Regions from separate parts of the Mus musculus genome. Here region 1 is linked to region 2. A link is a loop called in an ENCODE intact Hi-C map of the cell type or tissue named here. Cell type or tissue: heart. All regions are shown on one strand.

Region 1 (8,000 bases), 130 kb after region 2:
ATGTGGTTGGTGGGATTTGAACTCAGGACCTTAGGAAGAGAAGTCAGTGCTCTTACCTGCTGAGCCATCTCTCCAGCCCAAATGGACAATCTTAAAGCCAAATTAAAAGTCTGTATTGCTAGCCATCAGCTACGTGGGAAACATGCCCACATCATGTAGCCCTGAGCCTCACTATCTGTGCCTTTTAGGCACAAAAAACTCATCCTGGTTGGCACACCTTCATTTAGTCAGAACTGTCAGAGAGAGGCAGAACTACAGAAGCCAAAAAGCAAGCTAGTCCATTTAGGGAATGTCTTACTGTTCTGTTGCTGTGAAGCGACCATGACTATGGCAACTCTTATAAAAGCAAGCATTTAACTGGGGCCTGCTGACAGTTTCAGAGGTTCAGTCCATTACAATGGGAAGCACAGCAGCATGCATAAGTACCATGAGAGTTCTAAGTCCAAATCCAGTCAACAGAGGGAGGGAGGGACACAGACAGAGAAAGACAGAGAGATAGGGTGTGGCTTGGGCTTTTGAAACCCCAAGGCCTATCCCCCCAGTGACACACTTCCTCCAGCAGGGCTACATCTGCTAATCCTTTCAAATAGTGATACTCCCTGTTAATCAAGCATTCAAATACATGAGTGTATGGGGGCCATTCTCACTCAAACCACACAGACTAGGCCTTTGATTGATTAAGTCTTGGTTCCTGTTTTGGGCAGGTGTTAGGGACCACAAGCTGGGTCCTAAGGTCAGAAAGGTGGATCTAGCTTCTGTTGTACTAAGTAAGGTCTCAGGGCCTGTTACAGCAACTCTAGGGAGAATTAGTTTTTAGGAGACAAAGATCCTCTGGTATCATAATGGTTTTTTGTAAGGGTTTTTTGTTTTTTTGTTTTTTTTGTTTTTTTTTTTTTTGACAAACCTCTAGCCAGTCTGACAAAAGGAGAAGAAAAGGATAAAAATCAGAGATAAAAGAGTACCATTACACAGAGTCCAACAAATTACAGAACCTTACTAGAATATACTCTATAAACTTATAAAGTTCTGGAAGACAAAAATAGAATTTCTTTTTTTTTTTTTTTCTTTTTTGGTTTTTTCGAAACAGGGTTTCTCTGTATAGCCCTGGCTGCCCTGGAACTCACTCTGTAGACCAGGCTGGCCTCAAACTCAGAAATCCTCCTGCCTCTGCCTCCCAAGTGCTGGAATTAAAGGTGTGCGCCACCACTGCCCGGCTAGAAGAATTTCTAAATGCATAACATCTACCAAAATTACAGCCAGAAGCTCTCAATAATTTAAACATTTAATCCATCACAAATCATGAGACAATGTCAGAAGCATCCTTGGAACCTCTGGCAGACCCACACCTTTAATCTAATGCAGTCAGATCTCTGTGAGTTTGATTCCAGCCTTGTCTACTCAGCAAGATCCAGGATGGCCAGACAGGGCTGCATAGTGAAACCCTGCCTCCAAAATTAAAAAAATTAAATAAAGATTAAACTCTCATGGGGTGGTTGTGGCACATGCCTTTGATCCCAGGCAGGAGTACAAGGGCATCAAGTCTCAGATCAGCCTGGGCTACACAGAGAAACCCTGTCTCAAGTGGGGGGAGGGGAGGGGGGGAGGGGGGAGGGAAAGAGGGGGAGGGGGAGAGAAGGAAGGAGGGGGGAGGGAAAGAGGGGGAGGGGGGAGAGAAGAGAAGAGAAGAGAAGAGAAGAGAAGAGAAGAGAAGAGAAGAGAAGAGAAGAGAAGTAGAAGTCAGTCAAGTCTTTACTCAAAAGTCCAGGACCAGACTGACACTAGAATTCTATCAAACGTCCAAGAAAAATCTTACAGTAATTCTTCTTAGCTTGTTCCACAAAATACAAAGTGAAATTACACTTTCAAACACATTCCAGGAAGTCACTATTATCCTAATAACAGAACTAGATCATGACACAACAGAGAAAGAAAACTACAGACTGAAAATTGTGTGGATGAATATAGACGCAAAAAATTCTTGACAAAGTACTTGCAAACCACCTTCAGGAGCGTCTCAAGAAGAGCATCCATCATGATCAAGTGGGCTTCATCCCAGAAAGGCAAGCTTTAATCAACATGTGTAAATCAGAAAATGTAATATATCATATAAACAGCCTTGAGGATAGAAACCACACAACCGTCTCAGGTGACGTCAAAGAGGCATTGACAACACTGAACACTCCGTGATAAGAAATCCTGGACCTGTTAGGAACATATGGAGCATACCTGAAAATAATAAGGGATATACAACCTAGAGCCAATATTAGATGGAGACAAAGTGTGAGCATTTATTCTCGAGTCAGGAATGAGACATACAGTGCTTGTTCTTTCCTCTCTTATTTGATATATTGTCTGAAGTCTTAGCTATAGAAATTAAATGAGACCATAAGGGGAATAAAGACAGAATACAAAGAAGTCAGACTACATTTGCACATGACATGATGCTATACTTTAGAAAACCTTACCTAAGAAACCAGAAAACAGCCGGGCATGGTGGTGTGTGCCTTTAATCCCAGCACTCAGGAGGCAGAGGCAGGTGGATTTCTGAGTTTGAGGCCAGCCTAGTCTACAAAGTGAGTTCCAGGACTGCCAGAGCTATACAGAGAAACCCTGTCTTGAAAAACAAAACAACAACAACAACAAAAGAAACCAGAAGACTATAGCTAATAAACAGTAGAGTTGGAGGACACGATCAACATTTTAAGAGACAGTAGTTTTCATATACACCAATATATTCACCAAGAAAGAAATTAGGGAACCTATCCCATTCAAATAGTTTCCCCAATCCCCCAGGGAAGTTCCTAGGAGGACACGTAAAAGAAAAACATCTCTACATTGAAAATTTCAAGGGGCTGGTGAGATGGCTCAGTGGGTAAGAGCACCCGACTGCTCTTCCGAAGGTCCAGAGTTCAAGTCCCAGCAACCACATGGTGGCTCACAACCATCTGTAACGAGATCTGACGCCCTCTTCTGGTGTGTCTGAAGACAGCTACAGTGTACTTACATGTAATAAATAAATAAATCTTTAAAAAAAAAAAAAGAAAATTTCAAGACACTGAAAAAGGAAATCAATGAAGATATTAAACAATGAAAAGGTCTGTCCTGCTCTCAAATTGGCAGAATATGTGAAAACGTCTGTACTACCAAAATTGTCTATAGATTTAATGGATATTTATCAAATTCTATTATTATATTTCCAATGCAATAGAAATAATTTATGGCTTCATATGGAACCACAAACAACTTACTAATAATCAAAGCAGTCCTAACATAAAACATACCTTCAAATTATACGGTAGAGGTATAGAGAGAAAGACAGTCTAATACTGGCATAAAAACAGACAGGAAGGCCAATGGAACAGGTCAGAGGACCTGGAAATAAGCTGGCAAACCGTGTCCCCCCGCCTCTAGAGAAAAGAGGCAAAACCATGGGGATTCAACAAATGGTGCTGGCAAAACTGGACATCCACCTGCAGAAGAATGAGGTTATGGCTTTCACTTTATACAACAGCCAGTGGATCAAAGACTTTAAAACCTGAAGCTTGTAGCCAAAAACACTGGAAATACTGTTCATGACACTGGGGAGGCAAGAACTTTCTGAATGGTAACTAACCCCAAGTCTCAACAGATGGGATTAGTAGATTCATGAAGTTACAGAGCTGAACATCAAGGGAGACTATCTGTGCATCACACAGGCTACAGGATGGGCAAAAAGCCTGTCCAGCTATACCTCAGACAAGGCTCTGATATCTCAAATTCATAAAGAACTTCAGAAAATAAGGAAATGAATCTACCAGGAACAAATGGCCCAATAAATCGAACACAGTTTTCAAACGCTGAAATATGCACCCAGTAACTATCTTTAAAGAACTTAATGTCCTGAGCCACCAGCAAAATGCACACTGACACTGCTTTGCCATTCTACCCCACCCTAGTCAGAATGGCTGACAAGAAATCTGACGAATGATGGTGAGGAAGCAGAGAGGAACTCTTTTTTTTTTTTTTGAGACAGGGTTTGTGTGTGGAGCCTTGGCTGTCCTGGAACTCACTCTCTAGTCCAGGCTGGCCTCGAACTCAGAAACCGCCTGCCTCTGCCTCCCAAGTGCTGGGATTAAAGGCATGTGCCACCACGCCCGGCATAACAAATAAGTTTCTTACTTTTTTTTTTTTTTTTTTCTTTTTTTGGTTTTTCGTGACAGGGTTTCTCTGTATAGGCCTGGCTGTCCTGGAGCTCACTTTGTAGACCAGGCTGGCCTCGAACTCAGAAATCCGCCTGCCTCCGCCTCCCGAGTGCTGGGATTAAAGGCGTGCGCCACCACGCCCGGCCCAACAAATAAGTTTCTTTATAAGATAGTAATCAGACAGAGACGGAGTTAAGGGGGTAGAGAGAGGGCTCAGTGGTTTAAGGGCACGTGCAGAGGACTGGCGTACAAACATGGTAGCTCGGAAGATCAGTAACTTTAATACCAGGGTATCTGCGCTCTACTGGCCTCCATGGGTACCAGGCACGCATATATGTACGGTGCACATATATGCATGCATGCATGCATGCAAAACACTCATACACATAAAACCAGCCTAAAACCACATTATTAGACAAAAGATCCAAACGCTGCATAATTCAAAACCCAAAGATTGAGCGAGTCACAACAGCAAACCATCCCACAAAATCAGGGAATCAAGTATAAAGATCTTGTGCAGTTGAGATAAAAGTGTTGCCGGCGCCTTCCAGGTCCCAGAGTCATTTGATCCACGGCCTCCAGGGATCCCCACACCAGGATTCGAGCCAGTGGACTAGTAACCCCCGGGGCAACGCCTCCGAACCCCCTCCGGACAAAAACAGGAAGCTGAGCCCGGAAGGAGGAGGGGCTGCGCAGGCGCACTGACTGCACCCCGCTTTCCTCTCAGGAGTCTAAGGACAATGCTGGGCAGTCTTTCCGGAAGTGGGGGCGGAGCGTGGCAGGGACCTCAAAGTCCCCAGGCCTTGACTGGACCGCGCCCGGTACTTTCCGAGCCGCTTGCTCGCGGAGAGAGCGTGGCGTCAGCGGAGAAGCTGTGCTGGGTGGAGGGGCGGGGGCGTTCACGGAAGGGGCGGGGCGCTGGAGGGGGCGGGGCGTCGCGGAGGGCCTAGCTGCCCAGAGGTAGTCTCCAGCTCCGCGGTGCTGCTGAGGAGAAGGAGGAGAATGTGAGCCGCCGCCCGGCCTCCCAAGACGATGCTCGCTGTCGTGGGCGCGGCGGCCCTGGTGCTGGTGGCCGGGGCGCCTTGGGTGCTACCCTCAGCTGCAGGTGAGCCGAGGGGCCTGTGCGAGGGCCGGGCACCATGGAGGGAGAGCTGGGCGCGGGTGACCAGAGTCCGCGACGCCCGCCCCCTGCGCCGCTCTTCAGCCTGAGGACGCTACCCGGGCCGAGCCTCAGGGCTGCTGGTGGGCGGGAGACCAGACAGCAGCAGAAATGCGCTCCCAGCCTAGTGCGGTTTGTCCCGGGCTGAGAGGAGTGAGGTGAGAGGCCCCCTAACCGGCCCGAAGTCAAAACCAGGAAACCACTGGGCTAGTTACATCGGGAGAATGCCCACTAAGGGGAGAGACAAGAGTTTTCATAGTGATGTGAGGAACCTAAAAAAGACGACCTAGCCTCACTCCTGGAGGAAAGTTCTGATTCCTCTTAGAAATCTGTATATCTGGGAAGTAAGTGATTGCCCCAAGTCTCACCCCGAAGATGGCCCATTTCTGGCTAGACGTGCATGATGTACATGCAGGCAAAGTGGTCACACATATACAGTAAATCGGAAAAAGACTATTATGAACAGAATACTGTAACTGCTACAAATGCTCTTGGGTCTTTTGTTAATCTCATGAGCACATTTGCTGCTCTTTCTGCACAGAATCAGTAAATCCCAACAGTTGGACTGGAGATCAAGCTAAGAGGATACGGATAACAGGATAGAGTCAGTTTAGGGATGACATCAAAGACTCCGTTGGTGGTACTGGAAGTGTGGCTCAGTGGTAGTGTGCACTTAGCATAGACAGCACTGAGAAACTGACAACTCAGAGTGGGGAGACTTGATGGATAGCTCCTGGTGGCTGAAAAGAAAGAAATTCAGACATCTCAGATGCATCCTCTTACATAGGATGTAACTAGAGGCAGTTCTGTAACCCTCTGGAGTAGAAGCTTGACAGGCGACATGACATGATAGTCTGAGGCAGAAGTTTTCAAAACAGGAGATAACAGTGGAGCCAGACATAGCGTTAAAGGACACTTTTTAAAGTTAAAGCCTCGTTCGGGCTGGAGAGGCGGCTCACAGGTAAGAGCACTTATTGCTCTTGCAGAGGGACCTGGATTGGTTCCCAGCACACAGTTGGTGACTTGCAACCTTCCCTAAATCCTGCTTTGTTCCAGGGGATTGGAATACACTTTTCTGACTTCCTTGGCTATGGGGCACATGTGGTGCACACACAAATGTGCAGGCAGAACACGTATACACATACAGAAAGTCTTTAAAAAACTTGCCTTGATAAGCAGGCATGGTTGCATCAGTGTCACACAAAAAGGACTTTACATCACATTTTAACACAAAGGAGTGACTCTGCTTTGCAGTGAAATTAAAAAATTTATTCTGAAATGTGAGACATACATGTTAAAGGAGTAAGGGGGCCTGTTCTCGGAAGAGTCACAGGTCTATTCTCTACCTACTTGTCCTTGAAGTGTTAGGTTAGTGTCTCAGTTAGGGTTTTACCGCTGTGAACAGACACCATGACCAAGGCAAGTCTTATAAAAGACAACATTTAATTGGAGCTGGCTTACAGGTTGAGAGGTTCAGTCCATTATCATCAAGGGAGGAGCAGGGCAGCATCTAGGCAGACATGGTGCAGGCAGAGCTGAGAGTTCTACGTCTTCATCTGAAGGTGGTTAATGGAAGACTGGCTTCCAGGAAGCTAGGGTGAGGGTCTTAAGCCCACGCCCACAGTTGGAAGACCACACCTCCAAATAATGCCACTCCCTGGGCCAAGCATATTCAAACCATGACTGGTAGATTCAAACGACCAGCAGTGGCACTTGTTTCTGAAGGCTCTGGAGCAGCCTTTTTCCCAAGCCTCCTCGTGCCTGAGGTGCAGATGGGCCTGAGCTCTCACTCCTATTGGAGGAAGAAGCTGTCTAACTATGGTCCTTGCTTGAAGTGTCCTATCGTGATGTAGCTTCTTTGGAAGTGTCTAACCCACACAATTAAGGCTATGAGAGACAAGGCATTATATATTAATAAAGGCTCGATACAGCTAGATAAAGCAATGACAGAGGTCTGTGTACCTCATGTTTCAGCTGTATGCCATTTGCAGTATGGTGATGAAACCTCGCTGTCCTCCCTGGGATGGGGATCTTCCCTTTGTCCAGGATGTCCAGATAACCAGTGAAATCATAGAGATTATTATATTCTAGAAACCCTCTTATTTGTCTAATAATGTCCCTTGTCACCCCAACTCCACTGTAATCACAGTGTGCCATATTTATTTTTATCATCTTATCGGGCCTATCTTGTTAAACGTTGTCATAACTGTGTACATACGTACGTAGGAACGAATCCAGATCGAGCTGGACTCTTTTTTTTTTTTAAGATTTATTTATTTATTATATGTAAGTACACTGTAGCTGTCTTCAGACACTCCAGAAGAGGGAGTCAGATCTTGTTACAGATGGCTGTGAGCCACCATGTGGTTGCTGGGATTTGAACTCTGAACCTTCGGAAGAACAGTCGGTGCTCTTACCCTCTGAGCCATCTCACCAGCCCGGAGCTGGACTCTTTAACTGCAGTCTGAGGCATCCACTGGAGGTCTTGGGCTACAACTCCCACGTCAGAGGGGGCTGCTGTATACTTTCCTATGTTTGAATAAATTCTGCCCTGGGTCTGGAGATGGTTTAGTGACTGTGTAATTACACTTGCAAAAGACCTGGGTTCAATTCCTGACACACACACTTGGTGGTTCACACCCACCTATAAGTGCAGTTGT
Region 2 (8,000 bases):
TCCAGGATGACTTGACTCTTTGAGGAAGGAGAAGTTAAGATATTACATGTGAACCACAAGTCAGGTGCCAGAGGACAAAAATAATAACGTTGCATAAGCCCCGAGATGAGGCTCTGTGCATTAAGTGTTTGCCTGGCAAGTGTGAACCTTGCCTTCAATCCCCAGCTCCACACAGACCAAGAGTGGCGGGTGGCACACTGCTGCAATCCCAGCACTCAGTAGGTGAGTCAGGAGGATCCGAAGTTTAAGGCCAGTTTGGCTACATAGATACCTGCAGGCCATTCCAGGCTACATGGGACATGTCTCAAAATGATGGTGCTGGTGGCAATTATGACAACACCGTGACGATATATTGCATGGAGTGATCAATGTCTGAATTGCAAGCATTTTTATACTCACAGAGAAACGTTGCTCAAGGCTGGACAATGGCTAAATGGCAGCTAATTCCAGATCTCGGGAAGAAACTTTTCGCCATGGTTAGCCTGTTGTGCACATCATCAGAAGTGGTGTGTCAGCTCTGTGGTCTCTCAGAAGCGGAGACGGAATGAGAAGAAAGAAGGGAAGAGAGACTCCCTGGTCACACCACAGCAACCACCACGGGTAAAACAGAGGAGAAAGCAGAACCATCTACAGGGAACACGGAGAGGGCAGCAGCAAGCCCTCTTCAGAGACGGCGAAGCCGGCCCTGACCACAACGGGAAGTCCCTTCTCAGGCCCAGTAACGGTGGTATTCAGTTTGCATGGCCTGCTGAGAAGCCACCCATGTGTCTCTACACCACTGGCCATTTCTCTTCCTTCTTTCCTTCGCCTCCATCTTGCAGTGTCTAACCTGTAGAGGGCTAGGACAACAGAGCATCGATGTAGTTACTGTCGTACGTAAAATAAGGGCTAAGAAGCTGCGGCCACACACTGAGTGGTTCTGGTGTCAGGATCAAAATCTGCCAAGCACCATTCTCAGTGGGGTGCCCTCAGAAGGGGCTTCCACATTTGAGACCACAGATTCACCCTGCTACACATTTCCTTGAAAGCAGACGAGGTGTTTAACTGGATCTGCCACACCGCCTCCAGTAGAATCTGTGCGACAAGTTACACAGACTGAGGCGATTGACCTCAAAAAAGGGAGGCTTCCTGAAACCGGCTGTGGAACTCTTCTCTGGAGAAAAAAATATTGAGCCATAGTTCTCATGGCAATATCTCTGTTTTATTTTCTCTTATTCCTTCTCTTATTTACATGTTCCTGGTAGCCTAGGCTAAGATCTTAAGCGAGAATAGTGGGTAAGAAACCATCCCTAGAGATGGGGTCACTAACATTACCTTATCCCCAGGGAAACCAACACTTTACTTTCAAAATCATTTACAAAGCTATTACAATAGATAAAAACTTTCCCAACAGCCAGGCGTGATGGCACACACCTTCAATCCCAGCACTCAGGAGGCAGAGGCAGGCAGATTTCTGAGTTCGAGGCCAGCCTGGTCTACAAAGTGAGTTCCAGGACAGCCAGGGCTATACAGAGAAACCCTGTCTCGAAAAAGCAAAAACAAAAACAAAAAACCTTTCCCAACAATAAAATTTCATATGGCTACACGTGTGTCATCGGAGGTGGATTTTGGTATATGGTAAAGAAAGCCTTAATTAGAAAGAATTAAAATAGTTGATTTATAAGAAAATCGGGCACTAGATGTTAAATAATAATTGACCATGGGGCTGGAGAGTTAGTTCAGTGGTTAAGAGCACTGACTGTTAAAGATTTATTAACCTGCTCCTGGAAATATGCCACTAGCCTTGGACGACAGTCCCCACTGAATACATCCTTTTAGAATTGTTATATTTTGATGATTTATAATGATGTTACCTGTTCTGTTTGTGATTCACTGAATACATAGTTTCAAAGTTGTAATGCTTGGATAATTTTTGTGCTTTACTGTGCCAAATGATTTTTGTTGGTATCTGTGATTGTCTCACTGGATATAGTTTCTAAGAGATGTAATGTTTGGTTTTTTTAATGTATAAAACCCCCTGCTTGAGAGCTGCAGAATACACAGATTCAAACTGCCTCTGTGTTTGTTTCTGTTTGTCACCACCAAATCCTTACCCACCTAGCTTCAAGGACCCTCATTCCAGGGACCCCCCGTACCCGACTGGGGTGGTCCGTGGATTGAAAACCTCCAGCATCCTTTCAGTCCATTAAGACCTTGCATAGTCAGAGTCATCACTCTGTTTGGATGTAGCACATAGTAGGTGCGCAAGGAAAAGTGTAGTTGAGAAAGGTCTGTGAGCTCTAGCCCCACTGTCACATCCCTCACGTGGCATGACGACCTTCTCAAATTCATGTTCAGTGTGACAGCTGTGGAGTTAATGAGAGCTGCAGATCAGCAGCCGGGACGTGCCAAGGTGCTGCCTGGACAGACAGAGTCCTAGAGGCTGTGGCTGGACAGACTAACTCAAGGACAGACAGAGTCCTGGAGGCTGAGGCTGGACAGACTAACTACTGGACAGACAGTGGGGGTTGAGGCTGGCCAGACTTACTCCTGGACAGACAGCTCTGGAGGCCAAGGCTGGATAAGCTAACCCCTCATTGCTTGAGTCAGATTTCTCTTGTGTATCCAGGAAAGGGCATTCTCTGCCCTTTGTGCCATGTCTGACACAGGCTGAAAGACAGAAAGCGGCTCTGTAGAGGTTGTTGGGACAGCTGAATGACTTGAACATCTGAAATCCAGCTGTGAGCGGTTCCCTTCCATCACTATTAACTTTTTTAAAAAAGATAAATAAAAAAATGAAAGCCAGAAGGGTGTGAGAGGTTAGCCGAGCACTCGCCATGTTTTCCGTTTTCACCATAAGGCTTTGGAAAATAAACGGCTCGGTTGCCGCTGCTCCCACAAACAGCAGGAAGCTGAGGTCGGAGGAAAGCTTAGCCTTTTATGTGAAATGCTCTAGAGTTTGGCTCCCAGTTTTGTCTCTGACCTTGATGATGGACCCTGACCTTCAGGGGCTCAGGGAGAGTTGGTGATGATAAGCCACAGCCAGACAGCATTTTCTGCTTGGAAAACCCGGCGCTTACAGACTATCCCTTGGAGCAACAGACAAGGTGAAAGTCTGTAGTTTTACAAGAAGGTATTAGGAGAGTGGTTATTTGTTTGTTTGAGGGAGGCTGTGGGTACACGAGCTTGGAGGTCAGAGGTCAGCGTCAGGTGGCTTCCCTCAACCCCTCTTCATGCCTCTGAGACAGGGTCTTGTGCTGAATCTAGAACTCAGGCATTTGGTTAGACTGCCCAGCCCGTGAGCTCCAGGGATCTGCCTGCCCTGCATGCCTGCACTGGGACACACATGTGTACAGCTTCCCCAGGGACGCTGGGGCTTTGAACTCTGGTCCTCACACTCCTACAGAGAGTGTTTCACACTGCCCATCTCCCCAGCCCAGACATAATTTCTTTTCAAATATTTTCTGTCTGTGATTTGTTAAATTTGTATCAATTGAGAACCCAGAGGAAGAGGAGAAATCATATTTTAACACCTGATTGAAGATGAATATGTTGTTGAGCCCAGTGGTGAGAGAGAGAGAGAGAGAGAGAGAGAGAGAGAGAGAGAGAGAGAGAGAGAGAGAGAGAGAGAGAGAGAGAGAGAGAGAGAGAGAGAGAGAGAGAGAGAGAGAGAGAGAGAGAGAGAGAGAGAGAGAGAGAGAGAGAGAGAGAGAGAGAGAGAGAGAGAGAGAGAGAGAGAGAGAGAGAGAGAGAGAGAGAGAGAGAGAGAGAGAGAGAGAGAGAGAGAGAGAGAGAGAGAGAGAGAGAGAGAGAGAGAGAGAGTTCTGTAGAGAACATCTAAATGCAGCCCCCTCCCCATTCTCCACAGTTGTCACATGAATTTCATTCGTTTTGAGTCAGTACCATAAATAACCAGCAGAGGGCACTGTTCCCTAATAGAAAAGGAGCTACGAAGACGTCCACAGAATGATTTTCCTAGGGCTGCCTTAACAAAGATCCCCAGGCTGGATGGCTCGCACAATAAAAATACTCTTGTTCACAATCTGGGACTGAAACTCTAGAATTAATGAATGCACAGGGCTGGTTTCTTAACCTAAGGCCTCTCATTGGCTAGTGGCTCAAGTCTTCCCGCAACTTCACAGGGTTTTTCTTCTGTGTCCTGACCCGGAGTGACCGCTCTGTGGTTACAAGTCTTGGTTCAATTCCCAGCATCTACACAGGGGATAAACATTCGTAGCTCTGGTTCTAGAGGACCCAACGCCCTCTTTCAGCCTCCGTGGGGCCCAAGCATGGTCATGGTACGCGTATACGGGCAAAACACACGTGCACATACCATCAAAATAAACAATTTTATTTAAGAGTCAGATTAATTACAGCCCAAACAAATAACCTCAGTTAACTTCTTTCAAGATTATATATCCAAATAAGTCATATTCTAAGAATGTGGCAGATTGCAACATCGGCAGATGAACGGGGTTCGGGGCACAACTCAACACGTAGAAAGAAACTCTTCTGTTCTCAGTGTGACTGACCTTTTAAAAGACATGGACAGGACAGGACAGGCAGCCCTAAGTCCCAATGGTCTGACATCGCAAGAAACCAAACCTGAGAGACGGTACTGCGGATCTTGTTTTAGACTCTCCCTAGGCTATCAATGTATAGTCTAAGTCTCTCTCCACACTACTGGCCCACAGCTCCCAGTGAGCCCGGTGGTCAAGACGGGAGCTGCTGACTACAAGCAAGGCTGGGGTGTCCAATAGGTTAGCCACAACCAACACACTTCCTTTCTGCTTCCTGTATTTTCAATATACAATGAACTTAGCAAAAATACATCTGTGTGTCAAAGCATTTTTGTATTCTGGTTCCTTTTTGTATGGGTGTGTGTGTGTGTGTGTGTGTGTGTGTGTGTGTGTGTGCGCACGCGCACGTGCGCGCGCGCGTGTGTACTGGTATGTGTAGCAACCAGAGGTCAACCTTGTTGGCTTTCTGGGATTTTTGGCAGTTGGCTTCCTGGTTTGTTGATAGAATCTCTCTCTGGCCTGGGGTTCTCTAATTAGCAACACCTGGTTGGGTAACAAGGCCAAGAGATCTGCTCGTCGGCACCCTCACAGAGACAGGGTTACCTCTGCCAAGCCAGCACTAAGGTATCACCCAGACACATTTTTCTAGAATTATATCGCCTACGTGGTTTTGCACCTTGCAATGATTCAATGGTGTACTGGCTTTTTCCTACCAGTATACCGACTTCCATCCCGTGTGCTCAGGGGGATAAGAAGTGAGCTTTGAGCCCCCCTTATGAGACCTTGTGAGATGACCTACCTAAAGCTACAGAAGGCCGGACAGAAACAGGTGGCTGCAACCCTCTGCAGAGGCCAAGCGGTTCTTGAGACACCAAATGGAGGTGTTAAGGCCAAAACAGTTAGTGTTATAACAGGCTTCAAAAGCAGCCTTACAGAATCTCTTCCCAGTGTTGTCATACACACACACACACACACACACACACACACACACACACACACACACACACACACACAGAGGCTGGGCCAGTCCTTGAAGTTGGCTGACCTGCATCTGCACGAGAAATGACTGCTGGAGGACAGTGAAGCTGATTCCAGGAGGGAGAGGAGGAGCCAGGAAAGAGTAGGGGAGCACAGGATTTGTGTGCAGAGCAAATATCCCAGGGCAGAGACTAAATAAAGGCAGAGGTGTTGTGGAGTGAGGGTAAATCAGAATGCAAAGCAGGCGCTTGTGCAAGAGCTGCAGCCCTGAGGGTCTGAGTGGGAAGCAATTCTGAACGCTCTGGGAGCCTGGGGGAGTTTGAGCATCTGCATTAGGAAGCTGGTCTGCTTGGTGTGTGGAAAGTGATAAAAACATAGGGTCTTAAGGTCTCTGTACGTTTGGCATGACCCGCAGGAAAGCAAGCACAAAGCAGACAAACATGGGCCCACAGTCTAAGTGGAATGAAACCTACCCACTGCTGTGGCTTATTAGAAGGTGGACCCTAGCTTGGTCTTCAGGATGATACAAACCCTGTGACAAGCCCTTAGGTCACTGAGACCCTCAACGGCGATGGTGGGATCCCAGTCTCCTCTCCCTCTTGCCATGACAGGTTGCCCTCATCAGTGCTCCAAAGCCACAGGGCTCCAGAATCCTAAACCTGAATAAACCTGTTCTCCTCATAGGCTGCTTGTCACTGGCATTTCACCATAGTGATGGAGCACAAACACCGCATCCCTTCTCTAAGGAAAAGGACACAATGGCACGACAGTAAAAATAATAATAGTAATGATAATAATTAGGAGGCTAGACAGATGGCTCCACAGAGCACTGGCTGCTCTTAAGGGGACCCGGGTTCAGTTCCCAGCACCCACATGGCAGCTCACAGCTACCTTCAGCTATAGTTCCAGGAAATCGAACACTACGCTCTGGCCTCTGAGAGTACCTATACATATGTGCACATACACACAGAGACACATTAATAAAAGTAAAATAAATCATTAAGAAATAAACCAAACTAGGTACAGAGTTTTGCAACAGGGTACAAAACAGCAGCTAGGGTCCTGGAGCTGATGTTCCGCTAGCCTTGGAGTAAGCTGTTTCTTATTACAGCATTGGGGATAGGAATTACCACCACACACCATATCTCACACACATACACACACAAACACTCACATACACACACCACACACACTCACTCACACATACTAACACATATACTCACACACATACACAAACACATACATATACCATCCACACTCACTCATATTAACACATATACACACACACACTCATACTCACACAAACACATACACATACCATACACACTCACTCACACACATACACTTATACACACCATACAAACTCACACTAATGCACACACCACACATGCACGTATACACTGACACCCATACACTGACAAACACTCTCTCACACACACACACACACACCACCACCACCACAACAAACCTAAACATATACCACACACACAGCTATCAGCAGCCCTGGGAGACAGAGCTGTTGACTGATTTCTAAGGTGTATCTCTTAGAGAATGGAGCTATGGTTGGTATTTTATGCCACGCAAAACAATTACTTCGAGTATGCATCAGTTGGAACAAAGTCAGGCTATTAAGCAAAGAAGATGAGATAGATAACATATGCTTTAGATTTAAGCATGGAAGGGGTATCTAAGCATCTTAACGACATTTTGTGGCTTCTGAAACTACACTGCCCCAAAAGGTATCATGGACAAACAGGTTCAAAAGTTAAGCAAAATTTTTAAATTAAGTAATAAATATAAGCTGTCCTACTTATATCTTTTACTTAATTTCCTTCTGTAAATAAAATTGCCAGGTAATTTACAAAGCCACTGAGCAAGTATAGGGCTGAGACGGAAGACTGACAAGGTCAAAGGTGTCAGACCCACAACCCCTCCCTCAGCTTCAGGCCAGCTTGTGTCACTTGCTGTTTGCACTTTGCTGGTTAAAGTCCCTGGAAAGGCTGCACTGCTAATATTCTGCAGGCGATAGTCACACTTTCCTGCCTGTTGGCTGCATTGATGCCCTCCAGACTCAGGAAACAAGAAATGCAAACCAGACACTAAAGGCAGAGGGGTCTTTTCCTTCCTGGGTCCCCTCAGTTTCCCCTTTCTACCCCATCTTACACACATGCATACACACACACACACACACACACACCACTCTACAAATACTCCATAGACATTCTCCCCATGAAAAACATACATACTACACACCACAAAGCACACAGGCACACACTCAGATCTTACATACCACATAGACCATACACATTACACAAATGCAAAGCAAGCCCGTAGTGTCTCACATGATTTTGTTCCCCCTGCCCCTATATCTGAGGCTCACTAAACTGATTTCTGGAGCAGAAGTTTGGAAAACACAGACTTCGGGGGAGACAGAGGAAGCCCACAGGCCTCTGTCAAGGGGATCTTTGGTCTATGCTCTGCCCTTGACCGCTAAGCAGAGCGAATGCTCCTGGGAGTACTGAC

The links. A loop is a pair of places that touch in the nucleus more often than their neighbours do. Peaks named below come from ENCODE experiments on the same cell type or tissue, not always from the same donor. Only the 100,000 strongest peaks of a DNase experiment are listed, where the experiment ranks them.
Region 1: it touches region 2 in a loop (4-fold over the local background); 8 of 42 quality-filtered maps call a loop at or near these places.

Annotation. Positions count from the first base shown.
Region 1 is chr16:91,480,131-91,488,130 of GRCm38, forward strand. It overlaps Ifnar1 (interferon (alpha and beta) receptor 1), which reads left to right and starts at 5,085. Exons shown (of 11, transcript NM_010508.2): 1 at 5,085-5,286. The coding sequence starts at 5,214. In heart, a CTCF peak has its summit at 4,763; DNase peaks (open chromatin) are centred at 4,441 and 4,881; H3K4me3 peaks cover 2,358 bases; H3K27ac peaks cover 1,980 bases.
Region 2 is chr16:91,354,732-91,362,731 of GRCm38, forward strand. No RefSeq gene overlaps it. Among named protein-coding and RNA genes, the nearest start is that of Ifnar2, 14 kb to the right of the region's middle. In heart, a CTCF peak has its summit at 3,904 (motif pointing right); DNase peaks (open chromatin) are centred at 119, 640, 4,100 and 4,666; H3K27ac peaks cover 566 bases; H3K27me3 peaks cover 667 bases.